2 separate regions of the Homo sapiens genome follow, and region 2 is linked to region 1. Evidence: read pairs that join two places in POLR2A ChIA-PET (ENCODE). Cell type or tissue: HepG2. All regions are shown on one strand. Each heading gives the region's core, and the rest is flanking DNA. Links, peaks and the distances in the headings are about the cores only. Region 1 holds the start of ELANE (elastase, neutrophil expressed). Region 2 holds the start of PALM (paralemmin).

Evidence for each region. Peaks named below come from ENCODE experiments on the same cell type or tissue, not always from the same donor. Only the 100,000 strongest peaks of a DNase experiment are listed, where the experiment ranks them.
Region 2: POLR2A ChIA-PET joins it to region 1 with 10 read pairs; 2 of 35 experiments call an interaction of 5 or more read pairs at or near these places.

What each region holds. Positions count from the first base shown.
Region 1 is chr19:847,447-855,735 of GRCh38, reverse strand. PRTN3 (proteinase 3) reads right to left here. Exons shown (of 5, transcript NM_002777.4): 5 at 7,561-7,937. The coding sequence ends at 7,767. It overlaps ELANE (elastase, neutrophil expressed), which reads right to left and starts at 3,433. Exons shown (of 5, transcript NM_001972.4): 1 at 3,341-3,433; 2 at 2,704-2,860; 3 at 2,333-2,474; 4 at 1-172. The coding sequence starts at 3,407. RefSeq lists an enhancer at 4,199-4,911. In HepG2, for the core only: no CTCF peak of the experiment used is centred there; no DNase peak of the experiment used is centred there; H3K27me3 peaks cover 2,888 bases.
Region 2 is chr19:704,418-712,735 of GRCh38, reverse strand. PALM (paralemmin) reads right to left here and starts at 3,801. Exons shown (of 9, transcript NM_002579.3): 1 at 3,585-3,801. The coding sequence starts at 3,589. RefSeq lists a silencer at 4,555-4,791 and enhancers at 4,244-4,804, 7,669-8,318. In HepG2, for the core only: CTCF peaks have their summits at 940 (motif pointing left) and 3,912 (motif pointing left); DNase peaks (open chromatin) are centred at 4,025 and 5,075; H3K4me3 peaks cover 1,898 bases.

The DNA of each region.
Region 1 (8,289 bases), core at 1-8,000:
GGGACGTCACCACCGTCACGTTGAGCTCCTGCAGGACGCTGGCGATCCCACGGTTCCTGCCCAGAAGGCCCCAGCCCATGGCCAGGCACTGCACCCCGTTGCCCAGGCGGCGTCCCTGAGCCGGCAGCTGGGCCACCTGCACGTTGGCGTTGATGGTGGCCGACCCGTTGAGCTGTGGCGGTGGGGACAGATCGTCAGCGCGTCACACGGGGCAGTGATGATGACCCTCCCCTCTCCGGGCCTCAGTTTCCCCATCTCAGGTTCCACTGTGGTTCTGGGATCCTGCAGGGCAGGATACCCACCCCACACTCTGCTCCCCAAGGCAAGCCTCGGTTTCCCCATCTGTAGAGTGGGAGCCGTCACCAAGGCTCAGGGCGTTGGAGGTTGTCCCTGGATGTGGCTTGAGTGCAGGAAGCAGTAGGTGCTCAGTTAACAAAAAAACTACAGCCGGGCGCGGTGGCTCATGCTTGTAAGCCCAGCACTTTGGGAGGGCGAGGCAGGAGGATCACTTGAGGCCAGGCATTCAAGACCAGCCTGGGCAATGTGGCAAAGCCCCATGTCTACAAAAATAATAAAAAAAAATTGCCAGGTGCGGTGGCTCACGCCTATAATCCCAGCATTTTGGGAGGCTGAGGTGGGCCAATCAAAAGGTCAGGAGATCAAGACCATCCTGGCTAACATGGTTAAACCCCGTCTCTACTAACAATACCAAAAATTAGCCAGGCGTGGTGGCGGGCGCCTGTAGTCCCAGCTACCTGGGAGGCTGAGGCAGGAGAATCGCTTGAACCTGGGAGGCGGAGGTTGCAGTGAGCTGAGATTGTGCCACTGCGCTCCAGCCTGGGCGACAGAGCGAGACTTGTCTCAAAAAATATATATATATGTGTGTATATATATATTTTTATTATTTTATAAAAATATTTTTATATATTTTATATTTATTATTTTATAAAATAATAAATATTATAATTATAAATGATATTTATAATTATATAAATATTATTATAATTATAAAATAATTATAAATATTATATATTTTATTTAAATAAAATATATATTTATTATTTATAATATATGTATGTGTGTGTGTATATATATATATTAGCCAGACGTGGTGGACCCACGTGGTGGCACCTGTGGTTCCAGCTACCCCCCATTCCAAGCTGAGAGGGTGGCTTGAGCCCAGGAGATGGAGGCTGTAGTGAGCTGCGATCGCGCCACTGCACTGGGTGAGAGCTATGAGAAAACTTAGTGACAAGGAAACTCTCCCTCTAACCCTTCCCAGGGAGGAATCTTTTTTTTTTTTTTTGAGACCCAGGCTGGAGTGCAGTGGTGTGATCTCAGCTCACTGCAATCTCCGCCTCCGGGGTTCAAGCGATTCTCCTTCCTCAGCCTCCTGAGTAGTTGGCATTACAGGCACCCACAACCACACTCGGCTAATTTTTTTTTTTTGTATTTTAGTAGAGACGGGGTTTCACTATGTTGCTCAGGCTGGTCTCGAACACCTGACCTCGTGATCCACCCGCCTCAGCCTCCCAAAGTGCTGGGATGACAGGCCTGAGCCACGGGGCCCGGCGCCCAGGAAATAACCAGAACTGCAAGCCGCGGACAGGGGTGGAAAGGTGGGGACTTTTGCCCCTTTTCCCAAAGACAGAGGCGGCCCCTGCCCTGGGCCACAGGACTGGTGAATGGAGAGACACAAAGAATCTCAGTAAGTTTGTTGATTGACAGCAGATCGGGGCCTCCCTTCTCAGTAAGTTTGTTGATTGACAACAGATCGGGGCCTCCCTTCTCAGTAAGTTTGTTGATTGACAGCAGATCGGGGCCTCCCTTCTCAGTAAGTTTGTTGATTGACAACAGATCGGGGCCTCCCTTCTCAGTAAGTTTGTTGATTGACAGCAGATCGGGGCCTCCCTTCTCAGTAAGTTTGTTGATTGACAACAGATCGGGGCCTCCCTTCTCAGTAAGTTTGTTGATTGACAGCAGATCGGGGCCTCCCTTCTCAGTAAGTTTGTTGATTGACAACAGATCGGGGCCTCCCTTCTCAGTAAGTTTGTTGATTGACAACAGATCGGGGCCTCCCTTCTCAGTAAGTTTGTTGATTGACAGCAGATCGGGGCCTCCCTGCAGGATCTCATTTAACCCCTCAACGGCCCATGGCGGGTATTTTCCCGTTTCACAGAGGTGCAGACCGAGGCGCGGAGAGGGGACCACCCAGCCCACGATGCCACCCCAGGTCCCCACGAGCGGCCCCGACGCGCCCCTCCGTCGCAGCCTCCACCCTCCCCAGGCCTCTGGCCTCCGCCCCTGCGCCCCCCGCCCCGCCCGGCGGCACCTGGAGAATCACGATGTCGTTGAGCAAGTTTACGGGGTCGTAGCCGTTTTCGAAGATGCGCTGCACGGCGAACACCTGCCGGGTGGGCTCCCGCCGCGAGAGGTTATGGGCTCCCAGGACCACCCGCACCGCGCGGACGTTTCTGCCGGGGAGGGAGAGGCGGGGCTCAGGGGCGGCCCCGGGGGTCGGGGCTCAGCCGCGCCTTGTCGTCCCCATCCGGCGACGGGCCTGAGGGCGAAGGTGCTCGAGGGGCCCCGCGGGCCCTGGACGGACCCCCCCCCGCCAGCAGCCCCGGCCCCGGCCTCCCCCCACCCACCTCACAGACCGGGACGCGGGGTCCGAGCCGGGCGCGCACACTCCCGGCTACTCACACATTCGCCACGCAGTGCGCGGCCGACATGACGAAGTTGGGCGCAATCAGGGTGGCGCCGCAGAAGTGGCCTCCGCGCAGCTGCAGGGACACCATGAAGGGCCACGCGTGGGGCCGCGCTCGCCGGCCCCCCACAATCTCCGAGGCCAGCGCGGTGCCTGGGGACACACCGGGTGCGGGTGCTGAGTGCCTGCCAAGGAGCCTGTCCCCTCCCGGCCACGGGGCCTCTGGATCCCCCACCAGGAACCCACGGGATCCCCCACCGGGAACCCACGGGATCCCCCACCGGGAACCCACGGGATCGGGGCCGTTCGCACCCCTGTTGTTCAGATGAGGAAACTGAGGCACGGAGAGGCAAAGGGACCTCCCCACGGTGCCCCTCCAAGGCACAGACAGACCTGGACTTGAACCCAGAGGGCGACCTGCGACCCCCCCCCCCTCCCCGGTTTTCAAACCCCAACTCTGGGCTCCTGGTGGTGGCTTCACCGCTCAGAACCTCAGTCTCTTCTGGTCTCCTTGTCCCAGCTGGCACCTCCCCTGTGAGGATGAGGGACCCACACTGGTGGGGCCCTCTATGGAGAGGTGGGAACAGAACCCGGGACAGAGGGAGCAGCGGGAGGTTGGACTCAAAAACTCACCCCCCAGCAGCAAGGCCGGCAGGACACAGGCGAGGAAAAGACACGCGAGTCGGCGGCCGAGGGTCATGGTGGGGCTGGGGCTCCGGGGTCTCTGCCCCTCCGTGCCCGCCCGGCTCCTCTTATAGCCCTGTGCTGGGAGGCCGTTGCATTGCCCCACGGCCGGCCAGCGCCCTCCACTTCCTCTCCCCTGGCACAGGGCGTTGATGAAAAGGGGGAGAAGGGGGACAAGACGCTGGATTGGCTCGGGTGGGGCCTCCAGACAAAATTCAGGATGCACAATCGCATTCAAATGTCAGATAATCAATGTGGGTTTTTTAATTTATTTTTTTGGAGACAGAGTCTTGCTCTATCGCCCAGGCTGGAGTGCGGTGGCGTGATCCCGGCTCACGGCAACCTCCGCCTCCCAGGTTCAAGTGATTCTCCTGCCTCAGCCTCCTGAATAGCTGAGATTACAGGCACCTGCCACCACTCCCGGCTAATTTTTGTATTTGTAGTAGAGACAGTGTTTCGCCCTGTCGGCCAGGCTGGTCTTGAACATCTGACCTCGGGTGATCCGCCTGCCTCAGCCTCCCAGAGTGCTGGGATCACAGGCGTGAGCCACTGCGCCTGGCTAATTTTTTGTATTTTTAGTAGAGACGGGGTTTCACCGTGTTGGCCGGGCTGGTCTCGACGTTTTTTTTTTAATCTAAGTCTCTTCCAAATGAGGCCCAGGATATACTTACCCGAAATTCAGATTTAACCGAGCGTTGCTGTGTTTTTGCCAAACCTGCCAAACCTAGACCTGAGGGACTTGATGGGGGTGGCCTCGCCTGCCTCAGTTTACCCAGGGCCCCGTGATACCGGCCACATGCAGCTGTGTCGCCTGCCTCTGTTTATCCAGGGCCCCGTGATACCGGCCACATGCAGCTGTGTCACCTGCCTCAGTTTACCCAGGGCCCTGTGATACGGCCACATGCAGCTGTGTCGCCTGCCTCAGTTTACCCAGGGCCCTGTGATACCGGCCACATGCAGCTGTGTCGCCTGCCTCAGTTTACCCAGGGCCCTGTGATACCGGCCACATGCAGCTGTGTCGCCTGCCTCAGTTTACCCAGGGCCCTGTGATACCGGCCACATGCAGCTGTGTCGGGCACTCACTGCGCAATAGGCACTTCTCTGGTCCTTCCCAGGGTTCCTGTTTGGGAACTGAGGCACGTCAAGGGCCTCCCCCAGGAGCTGCGAGTGTAACCCAGGCCTCTGGGACCCGCAGCTGGACGGAGATCTGGGGCCGGCTCACTCCAGCCGCTCCCTGAACCTCAGGGCTCATTCTTGGGGGCCAGGCCTTCCATCCTCTCCTCGTCTGTTGCCTCCAACGGGGAACTCACTTTCACCCAGGCTCACGGTCAGTCCCTGGACACCAGCTGGGGCTCTGACAATCTCTCCCGCCCTTCTGCCTTGGTGAGCTTCCCTGAAGCCCTCCCCGCCTGAGGCAGGGGCTGGGCGGGCATCTGGCAGGGCTGCTGGAGAGAGAATTCCTGTCCAGGCCGGGAGGCTGGAGTGAGGACCAAGCCTGAGGGCTTCCGCCTGGAGGAACTGGCAGGGGAGCTGGAGTCCCAGCTGCGGGAAAGGGATTCCCAGGACCCAGCCCCGGGCTCCGGGCCCCGTTCCTCTTCCCATCTCCCCCACGATGTTCCAGCTGCAACGGCCGGGCCAAGGCTGTCGCAAGAACCAACGTCCTCCTGGCTCCAGGACAAGGGGAGGGGAAGGGAACCAACGGGCCTGTCTCCAGGAATAGGCGGGGCGAGGGCACCCGGGGACACGCAGAGCCTGGGCCAGGCTGGAGTCCTGACGTGACCACAGGCAAGTGGACCCCCATGGCTCTCGGGTTAGGGAGACAATGGCCCTGCCCTCCCAGAGCCTGGCACACAGCAGGCGCTCAGTCCATGTCTGCCCTGTCCTCAGCTTAATCAGACACACACTACCCTGCCTTCTCCCCTCCCCTTTTGGCAGGGTTCCCACCTTGCTGCCTTAACATCACCACAGTGCACTTAGTAAGCGCCTACTGTCTACACAGCCCTGTTTCAAGTCGGGGGTGGGGGGATTTCAGGGGTGGGGGACGCCGTATCTTTGGAAGGGGCTTGGCCTCCAGCACGGAGATCAGACTTGGCGTCAGCTGCATTTATTGAGCACCAGCTGTATACTACATTCTCACGTGCAGTCATTATTAAGTGTGCCGACGCTGGGTTCATATCCTGGTTCTGGTGTGGCCATTTGGCCACTGTGTAACTTCAGGCCCCTGAAATAAACTCTCCGTGACTCAGTTTCCTCCTCTGTAAAATTATAATCGTAGGATCCATCACATAAACCTGTCAAGAGGATGAAATAAATTCACGTTCATAAAGTTCTTAGCTAAGAAAGTGTTGTCTGGCCGGGCGCGGTGGCTCAGGCCTGTAATCCCAACACTTTGGGAGGCTGAGGCGGGTGTATCACCTGAGGTTGGGAATTCCAGCCTGACCAACATGGACAAACCCCGTCTCTACCAAAAATACAAAATTAGCCTGGCGTGGTGGTACCTGCCTGTAATCCCGGCTACTCGGGAGACTGAGGCAGGAGAATTGCTTGAACCTAGGAGGCGGAGGTTGCAGTGAGCCGAGATCATGCCACTGCACTCCAGCCTGGGCGACAGAGCGAGACTCCGTCTCAAAAAAAAAAAAAAAAAAAAAAAAAAAAAGAAAGTGTTGCTTTGAGAGCTGGTTCACCATTAACTGTGGCAGGGAAGGTAGGGGTGTTATGGTCACAGCGGGTGTAGACTCCGAGGGGGACGTGGGGTCTTCTGGGAGGCCAGGAGATTGCTAAGATTACAGTGACCTGGAGGTGTTCATATGTAAAGAGTCACTGAGGACCCACCTGGGCAACACAGCCAGACCCCGTCTCTACAAAAACTAAGAAAATAGCTGGGTGTGGTGGCACCTGTAGTCCCAGCTACTCGGGAGGCTGAGGTGGGAGGATCACTTGAGCCCAGGAGGTTGAGGCTGCGGTAAGCCAAGATTGCACCACTGCACTACAGACTGGGCGACAGAGTGAGACCCTGTCTCAAAAATAAATAAGTAGGCCAGCTGTAAATAAGTAAGTAGGCTCACGCCTGTAAACCCAGCACTTTGGGAAGCTGAGGCGGGTGGACCACCTGAGGTCAGGAGTTCGAGACCAGCCTGGACAACGTGGTGAAACCCTGTCTGTACTAAAAATATAAAAATTAACTGGGCGTGGTGGTCTGTGCCTGTAGTCCCAGCTACTCCGGAGGCTGAGGCAGGAGAATCGCTTCAACCCGGGTGGCGGAGCTTGCAGTGAGCCGAGATCACACCACTGCACTCCAGCCTGGGTGACAGAGCGAGACTCTGTCTCAAAAAAATATTAAAAAGAAAAAAAAAACACCAGCAATGAGCTTCATTTCTTCTCTACACGTGTCCTGGAGCAGGTCGTCCCCTCTCTGTGGCTAATGCCTCCTTCTAGTGGCCACTTGCCCGTCTTTGAGCTGGACTGTGAGTCCCACCTCTTCCCCGCCTCGGACCTCCCCTCTGGCCACCCCCCCACCCAGTTCATTGCTCATGCTTCTACCAGGGAACTCCTGCCCTGCCTACCCCTCCTACGAGAAATAGCGCTCCAACCCCATTACCCCTCCCCTGCACCCACATCCCTCCCCTGCCTGCCCTCCTCCCCGTCCCCTGGCCTCTAGCCCTCAGGTCTCTGCCTGGACTGTGCCCCCTGCCTGGCAGCCCTTCGGATGTTTCTGTTCACACCTTGATATGCAGCTCTGGCACTGCCACCTCCTCCAGGAAGCCCCCCAGGCTGCTTCCCCATCCCCATCCCCTTCCTCAAGGAGTCCCTGAGCCAGCAGGGACAGTTCTAGGAAACGTCTGGGGCGAGTCCATTTTCCAGATGAGGAAACTGAGGCACGGAGATGAATAACAACCTGCCCAGGGCCACCCTGATGGGGCCGGGTTAGAACCCACAGCCACGAGCATCCAGGAGAGAGACCCCCTGCAACCTGGGCCCCCATCCCCCGCTCCGACTCCCCCCATCCTGAGTTTGGGGCTCGGGGACTTGAACCCAGGGGACCTCTCCCTGGTTCCCTCCCTATATGGGAAGGACAGACAGGAGCCAGGGGGAGTTTCAACGTTTATTGAGGTCACGGTGGGCAGTTCCCCCTCCCCTCCCTATATGGGAAGGACAGACAGGAGCCAGGGGGAGTTTCAACGTTTATTGAGGTCACGGTGGGGTGAGGTGCAGGGCCGGCCTGTCTCCCGGAGCCCCGTGGGAGGGAGTGTGGGGGGACGGGTGGGGCCGTCCCGGACGCCACAGTGTTCGGGGAAGAGCTGCTTCTGTCCAAAGATCCGCCTCGAGGGTTTGGAGCCAGGCTCGGGGTCCCGGCCAGCGCTGTGGGAGGGGCGGTTCAGGGGCGGCCCTTGGCCTCCACACGGCGCAGCGTGGAACGGATCCAGTCCACGTAGAGGGCTACCCGCGTGAAGAAGTCAGGGAAAAGGCGGGTGGCACATCCCCAGATCACGAAGGAGTCTATTCCTTGGATGATGCCATCACAGATCAGGGGGCCACCTGAGTCTCCCTGGAGGACAGGGACGGCCAGTCACCCATCAGGGGCCACCTGAGTCTCCCTGGAGGATGGGGACGGCCAGTCACCCATCAGGGGCCACCTGAGTCTCCCGGGAGGATGGGGACAGCCAGTCACCCGGGCTGGCCCCAGGCAGCCAGGAAGGGGGCTGGGGTAGCCACAGCTGTTTCAGAATAAAATGCTTCCAATATGGAACTTTCTTTCTTTCTTTCTCTCTCTCTCTCTCTCTCTCTCTCTTTCTTTTTCTTTCTTTCTTTCTTTCTTTCTCTCTTTTTCTTTCTTTCTTCTTTCTTTCTCTCTCTATCTCTTTCTTTCTTTCTCCTTTTGTTTTGTTTTGTTTTGTTTT
Region 2 (8,318 bases), core at 203-8,202, 140 kb after region 1:
CCACTGCACTCCAGTCTGGGTGACAGAGAGAGACTCTGTCTCCAATAAAAAAAAACCAGGCATGGCGGCTCACACCTGTAATCCCAGCACTTTGGGAGGCCAAGGCAGGTGGATCACAAGGTCAGGAGATTGAGACCATCCTGGCTAACACTGTGAAACCCTGTCTCTACCAAAAACACAAAAAATTAGCCGGGCGTGATGGTGGGCGCCTGCAGTCCCAGCTACTCGGGAGGCTGAGGCAGGAGAACCGCTTGAACCCAGGAGGCAGAGGTTGCAGTGAGCCGGGATCACACCACTGCACTGCCTGGGTGATGGAGCAAGACTCTGTCTCAAAAAAAAAAAGAAGGATCAAGGGTCAAGGGAGTTCTCACACATAAAGCATTCGGAACAGGGCCATGGAAAAGGCAAGTGTCAGCCAGGCACGTGGCTCACGCCTTTCATCCCAACACTTTGGGGAGGCCGAGGCAGGCGGATCACCTGAGGTCAGGAGTTCAAGACCAGCCTGGGCAACCTGGTGAAACCCTGTCGCTACTAAAAATACAAAAATTAGCCGGGCGTGGTGGCGGGCACCTGTAGTCATAGCTACTCAGGAGGCTGAGGTAGGAGAATTGCTTGAACCCGGGAGGCGGAGGTTGCAGTGAGTGGAGATCGCAGCACTGCACTCCAGTGTGGACAACAGAGAGATACTCTGTCTCCAAAAGAAAAAAAAAAGCATCAGAGGAATTCACACACATACAGAGCACTCAAAACAGGGCCGTGGAAAAGGCAGGTACCCACTTAATGGTTGCCGAGTGAATAAATTACGCCTGCACTTCTCAAACCACCTTCCCATGCAATGCTGTCGTCCCAGCTACTTGGGAGGCTGAGGCAGGGAAGTCGCTTGAGCCCAGGAGTTCGAGACTGGCCTGGGCAACATGGAAAAAAGAAAGAAACCACCTTCCCATGTTCCGCCACCTCCTGGACAGTATCTGTCTATTCCTTGCCTTCAAAACCACTCCAGTGTAAATCAAATCGCCTTGTTTTAGAAAGAAACATTATATTGTGATCAACACTGGGCAAACCAGAAGCCACCGCCACAAACAAGACAGCGGAAACATGGAGGAAGAAACAGATACAACGGAAGTAAAAGCTTGTTATTAAATTCAATTATCACTAGGTACTGTTGCCTTTTAACAGGCTCTGCCTCTCATTAAAAAGGGGGATTAGCAAGTGTGAAGGAGCGTTAAGGACCCAGTTAGCACCCAACGGAGACTTTCCTATTGAAAATTTCCAGGTCTGCGAGCAGGGAGGAGTCTGGGCCGGTCTTGACCATCTGTCCAGGCCCAAGTCTGTTCTCCTCCCTATCCCGGGGGTTTGAGCCTTGCCTGTACCCAGGACAGGGCTGTGGGTGCTGGAGAATGGCTGCTCCAGGCCAAAATATCTTTATTTTACCAGCCAGACCATGTGTCACGCAGGGGCCACACAAACCCTCCCAGAGCACAGAGATTCTCTCCGAAGCAGAGATTCTCCCCAGCTCCTTCCTGGACGTTCTCCTCACCTTGGCAGCATCGGCCCTGTGGTTAGCAACCCGCTAGTTCTCCTTAAATCCTCACATTAACAAAAAATAACCTGTTCTTGAATGACATTTAAAATTCTTTAAATTCTTAAATTCATTTGTGAAACTTTCCAGCGAGACGGGCACCACCACAAACCACAGCCAGCTCCCGTGTCTTCGACTGGAAAATCTGTGGAAACGGGAGGAGGCAAGCGATCACGTTCTAGCGGACGGGGCCTTCGTGCCTGAAGCCCGCCGGGGAGAAGAACGAGGGGGCAGGTGTCCAAGGCCGGGCGGCACCAGATGGGCCTGTCCCCACCCATTGTCAGCCCGGGAACCGGGGAGAGAGTCGTCCTCGAATGGCGGCTCACAGCAGCCGGTTAACACTGGGTGCCTGTCCCATGTCTGCATCCCCAAAAGCAATGATGACCCAATGGGGGACCTGTGGGCCACCCTCTGACCCAGGACGGAGAAACCGTGGAGCAGAGCAGGAGGCACCGAGGCCCCCCGGCCCCAGGTGCTGTGTGATGGAGGGGGGGTGGGGGGGGGGCAGCAGCTCCTCTCTGGGCCTCAGTATCCCCCGTGGGAAAGGAAGGGGTGGCAGGAAGGAAACAATGGGCCCGACCCGGAGTGTTCGCTGACACCCCTCCTCTGGGAGGGAGATCTCCGTCGTCCTCCTAGGCAGCCCCCTCCCCACAGCCACACCCTGCCCAGGCCTGGCTGTCAGAGGCCCAGAGGCTCCTCCGGGGCCTGGCGAGCAGGGCAGATAAACAAGGCTGGGGGGTGGGGGTGTGGAGCAGGCAAGTCTGGGCCCTGGCTCCCCTGAGCCCCTGGCTGAGCTCCCGGGGCGGGGTGACGGGGAGAGGGGTCAGGCCTTTGTCTGGGTTTTCAAAAGCAGAGGACACTGGGTGTCTCGCTTTCCCAGGGAGGGAGGGAGGCAGCGGCCCCCACCCAGCCGCGGGCGTGGCGGGTCACGGGTGAATCCCCGGGGAAAGTTGGCGGCTTAGAAAACACGCCCAGTGGGAAGGGCAGGGGGCCACAGGCGGCCTCCAGATCCGGTCTTCGGTCCTCGGGCTGGGGTGGGGACCCGGGCCTCAGCAGGGCAGCTGGCTCCCCTGTCCTGAAGTGGGCAGGTGGGTGACCCCAGGAGGAGCCTCCTGACCCCTGCCCGTGCAGTGCCCACCTGTGGGAGTGAGGGGCAGAGGGGCACCCGAGCACCGGGAGGAGGGGACCGGTGTCCGAAATGACCACGCGCCCTCGCTCGGTGCCTCCACTGGCCACCCCCCCCCCACACACACAGGCGCAGCCATGCGGGGGTCCAGGGATCCCAGCCCAGGGCCAGCCCACTCCTGTAGCTACACCAGTGGAGCCCCAGCTCCGAGACACTTCCCCGAGAGGGTATCCCACCCAGGCGCCCCGCTGGAAAACGCCGGTTCCTCTCCCTTCTCACACACCCCAGAGACCCGGGAAGCCGAGGGCAGCCCCTCTCCCTCCAGCGGTAACTCGGGACCTGCGCAGTGGCGGGGGGCTCAGGACACCCCTGGAGGCCCTTGGGAAGGGCGGGGGTGGGGGGCACCGGCCCGCGCGCGCGTCCAGGGCGCCAGGAGCCGTGCGCTCAGACTGGGGCGGGGGAAGGGTGCGTGAGCGCGAGGCCGGACCGGTGCAATCTGGGGAGGGGTCGCTCCATCTCCCCGGGGCCACCCACAGGTGGCCGAGAGCCGAGGCTCGCCCTGGAGACGCGGGCGGGGCGCGGGCGGAGACGCGAGCCTCCCCCTCCCCGCGTCCTGGACTGGCCCGAGCCGCCGCTGCCCGGGTCCCCACGCGCCGGTGGGTGGGCAGCCGGGGTCCGGGAGCGGGGAGGCCTCCCGGCAGGCGCGGCCCAGCCCGAGTCTCTTCCCGGCTGCGCTGCGGCCCCAGCAGCCCCGCGCCGCCTCCTGCTCCTCGCGGGGGCAGCGACGCCCCCAATGGGGCGCGAGAGAGGGGGCCTCCCCCCTCCCCGGCTCCCGGAGCTCCGGGCCCCCAGCCCCGCGGCCCGAGCGCGCCTACTCACTCCATCTCCCCGCCGAGGTCCGGGTGGGTCCGCGGTGCCGGGCGGGGGCGGGCGCGGGTGGCGCGCGGGGGAGGGGAGGGGAGGGGGACGCGGCCTGGCGGGGGCCGGGGCGGGCTAAGGCCTGGCGGCCGGGGCTGCGCGGCGCGGGGGCGGCGGCACCGGCTCGGGCATCGCCCCGCGCAAAGCTGCTGTTTATTGTCCGGGCGGCGGCGGGCGCGGGGGGTGGGCTGGGCGCGCGCGTCTCCGGCGCGCTCCCCTCTCCCTCCCGCCCGCCCCGCTCCCCGCCCCGCTCCCCTCCCACCTCCCCGCGCTGCGAGCGGGCGCTGCGCCTCCTGCCGGCTGCGCCGCCGCCGCCCCCCGCCCCGCGCGCCCCGCCCCGGGGCACCCCTGAGAAGGGCCTAGGTCTGGGCGCGGTGCTGGGACCCGGCTGTCACCAAGTCCCGCCCCTCCCCAGCTCCTGGGCCAGAGCCGGGACCCTCGCGAAGTCAGACAAGCAAAGGCCTTTCTCGAGAGCCCAGACGCCGAGAGGGACACACATTTCAGGGCGAGCGAGGGGATAGGGGGGTCCTGGGGAGGCCGCTGCGAGGAGCTGACAGCTCCCTGCACCCCCGGCCCCGCTCGCAGGGTCCCCAGGCCTCCTTTGCCGGAGTATCTGGTGGAGGGCGCTGTGCCTGCAAAGGCCGGGGGTTGGGGTGGAGACAACCGCAGGTGCTGATCTGTCTGTGCCCTGGCTGGGAGCTGAGCCTGGTCCCCGGGGCTGGAATTTAATCGGCCCCAGGGCCCCCATGGCACACTCACTAAAGGCCCAGCGACCAGACGACCAGAGTGAGTGAGAGGGACGGTGGAGAATCAGGGAGAGCTCAGGCTTTGTCCTCAGAGCACTGGGGAGCCACAGCAGGAGACAGGCAGGACCTGTCTTCCCCAACATGTAGGCCTTGGGCCCAGCTTCCTGGTTTCCCGTGAGAACACTGCAGACCAGCCCCAGCACACCTACTCATGGGGGTCCAGGGTGGGCAGGAAGGAAAGATTCTTCCAAACTTCTTAGTTTTCTTATAAAACGGTTCTCCTCTGCCGATGTTTGCTGAATGGCTGTAGATTTAAAGGAAAGTAGCCCCGGATGAGCTGTGGAGAAAGATACGGCAGGATGTACCCCAGGCTGAAGAAGGCCGTCAACACCTTTTCTTTATTCCTCCCTTTTTACAATGAATGTGTATTCATTTTAGCATTTAAGACAATAAGATAAATTAGCAAAGGTTAACAAAGCTAAGATCCTAAAGAATATCAGGGGTCCCGGGTCTGTCTGATTCCCAGCTCACCCATCTCCAAGCTGTGTGACCCTGGGTCTGTTTCTCAACCTCTCGGAGCCTTATTCCCCCCCACCCCCCTGCCCCCACCCTTAAGGCTGTGGGAGGGTTAACTGAGTGAGCACACACAAAGGGCTTGGCACAGGGCCCAGCACACACTAGCTCAGGGTTTGGCAAACTTTTTCTGTAAAGGGCCAGAGAGTAAATATTTTCAGCATTGCAGGCCACAGTCTCTGCGGCAATGACTCTGCTCTGCCATCGCAGAGTGAAAGTAGCCAGAGACAATATGTAAAACCATGGGCATGGCTCTGTGCCCATAAAACTTTATTTACAAAAACAGGCAGTGGGCCAGAGCTTATCCCAGGGCCGTAGTGTACTGACCCCTGCACTAGGCACCCAATAAAACTTTATTTACAAAAACAGGCAGAGGGCCAGAGCTGATCCGAGGGCCGTAGTGTACTGACCCCTGCACTAGGCACCCAATAAAACTGACCTGTGAGTCGTTTCTTCACTTCCCCTTGGCCTCTGTGTTCTTTTAGTCCAAAGTGATTTATTGAACACCTACTGTGTGCCTGGCACCGTTAGTCACCTGTGATGCAGAAGTTCCATTTTTGCGGCCAGGCGCCGTGGCTCACGCCTATAATCCCAGCACTTTGGGAGGCTGAGGCTGGTGGATCACGAGGTCAAAAGTTTGAGACCAGGCCGGGCGCGGTGGCTCACGCCTGTAATCCCAGCACTTTGGGAGGCTGAGGCTGGTGGATCATGAGGTCAAAAGTTAGAGACCAGCCTGGCCAACATGGCAAAACCACTTCTTTTTTTGGCTGGGGTGGACGGAGTTTCGCTCTTGTTGCCCAGGCTGGAGTGCAATGGCGCGATCTCGGCTCACTGCAACCTCCGTCTACCAGGTTCAAGCAATTCTCCTGCCTCAGCCTCCCTAGTAGCTGGGATTACAGGTGTGAGCCACCACGCTCGGCCAGTGAAACTCCTTCTCTACTAAAAATACAAAACTTAGCTGGGCATGGTGGTGCGCGCCTGTAATCCCAGCTACTGGGGAGGCTGAGGCAGGAGAATGGCTGGAACCCGGGAGGCAGAAGTTGCAGTGAGCAGAGATCGCGCCACTGCACTCCAGCCTGGGTGACAGAACAAGACTCCATCTCAACAAAACAAAACAAAACAAAACAAAAAAGAAGTTCTGTCCTTGGAGAGACGGTGATTTTTGTCCCCTACATAAATGATTCAGGGTGAATGAAGTGACTGTTACATGTAATCCCAACACTTCAGGAGACTGAAGCAGGAGGATCACTTGAATCCAGGAGGTGAAGACCCTGGGCTACCTAGTGAGACTTCCATTTCTACAAAAAATTAAAAATTGGGCCGGGCACAGTGACTCACGCCTGTAATCCCAGCACTTTGGGAGGCTGAGGTGGGCAGATCACCTGAGCTCTGGAGTTCGAGATCAGCCTGAGCAACATGGAGAAACCCCGTCTCTACTAAAAATACAAAATTAGGCGGGCGTGGTGGTGCATGCCTGTAATCCCAGCTACTCCAGAGGCTGAGGCAGGAGAATCACTTGAACCTGGAAGGCGGAGGTTGCAGTGGGCCGAGATCGCACAATTGCACTCCAGCCTGGGCAACAAGAGCGAAACTCCATCTCAAAAAAAATAAAAAATAAAAAATAAAAATTAGCTGGGCACGGTGGTGTGTGCCTGTGGTCCCAGTTACTTGGGAGGCTAAGGTGGGAGGATCGCATGAGCCTGGGAGGTTGAGGCTACAGTGAGCCGTGATCATGCCACTGCACTCCAGCCTGGGCAACAGAGCCAGAACCTGGCTCAAAATAAAATAAATGATTCAGGGCCAGACACAGTGGCTCACACCTGTAATCCCAGCACTTTGGGAGGCTGAGAAGGGAGGATCACTTGAGCCCAGGAGTTTGAGACCAGTCTGGGCAACACAGAAAGACCCCATCTCTACAAATTTTTTTTTTTTTTTGAGACGGAGTCTCGCTGTCACCCAGGCTGGAGTGCAATGGTGCGATCTCGGCTCACTGCAAGCTCTGCCTCCCGGGTTCATGCCATTCTCCTGCCTCAGCCTCCCGAGTAGCTGGGCCTCCCAAAGTGCTGGGATTACAGGCATGAGCCACCGCACCTGGCCCAATTTTTTTTTTAAATACTGCTCCATCCAAGGAAAGGCCACCCCCGGATTCAAACCTCTGTCTGATCTCACCCCTCTGTGACTCCCCGGAGGGCTGGGAATGGGTCTGAGAAGCATCACAAGCTGCAGGGGCCAGACCCAGGCAGGGCGGTGGGACAGGCTGCCATCGGGGTCCTTCAAGATTTTAATTATAAGGAGGAAGAAGAGACAGGGCGAGGCACGGGCTTGGGGGGTCATAGTGACCCTGCATCGGGTGGCCGGCTCCTACTCCCGAGTAAACGGAACCTGCGTGAGGAGCTGTCGAGGTGTTAATTGGTTTTTAGGTGTGACCGTGGTACTTGGTGGCAGCTGTTATTTCATTTGCTTTTGGGGACTGGTTTGTTCGGTACAGCAGTCATTAGCCATATATACATTTTTAAATGTAATTTTTCTTTTTGAGACAGAGTCTCACTCTGTCGCCCAGGCTGGAGTGCAGTGGGGTGATCTCGGCTCACTGCAATTTCCACCTCCCAGGTTCACGCCATTCTCCTGTCTCAGCCTCCCGAGTAGCTGGGACTACAGGCTCCTGACACCACGCCCGGCTTATTTTTTGTATTTTTAGTAGAGATGGGGTTTCACCGTGTTAGCCAGGATGGTCTCGATCTCCTGACCTCTTGATCCGCCTGCCTCGGCCTCCCAAAGTGCTGGGATTACAGGTGTGAGCCACCGCACACAGCCTACAAATTTTTTTTTAAAAAATTAGCTAGGTGAGGTATCATGCATCTGTAGTTCCAGTTACTCACAGGCTGAGGTAGGAGGATCAGTTGGACCCAGGAGATCGAGGCTACGGTGAGCTGTGAAGACACCACTGCACTCCAGCCTGGGTGACAGAGCCAGACCCTATCTCAAAAATAAAATAAAATAAAAGATTCAGGGTTTGAAGGGTGGTGGAGGCATTTTGTGTAAAAATAGGAGGAAGTGAGGAGGCCGTGGGGAGGGTAAGGGACTGCTGGGATCATTTCTCCCACCGCCCCAGCTCTAAACCTCCAGGACTCACACCTCCCTCCGAGCAAAAGCTAAAGTCCTCCTGCCACTCTCAAGGCCCTGCACGAAAAACTCGCGCCGCCCACACCTCCCGACTCCAGCACACACAGGCCTGGAGGTGATGCCACTTGAACCGGGGAAATGGGCCGGGCAAACGGTGGAGGGAGACGTTCCAGGTGGCCGGAACGGCCTGGCAAAGGTGTGGAGGTGGGACAAGGTGGGGTGTGTAGTGGACCGGAGAGAAGCTGCCTCGAGT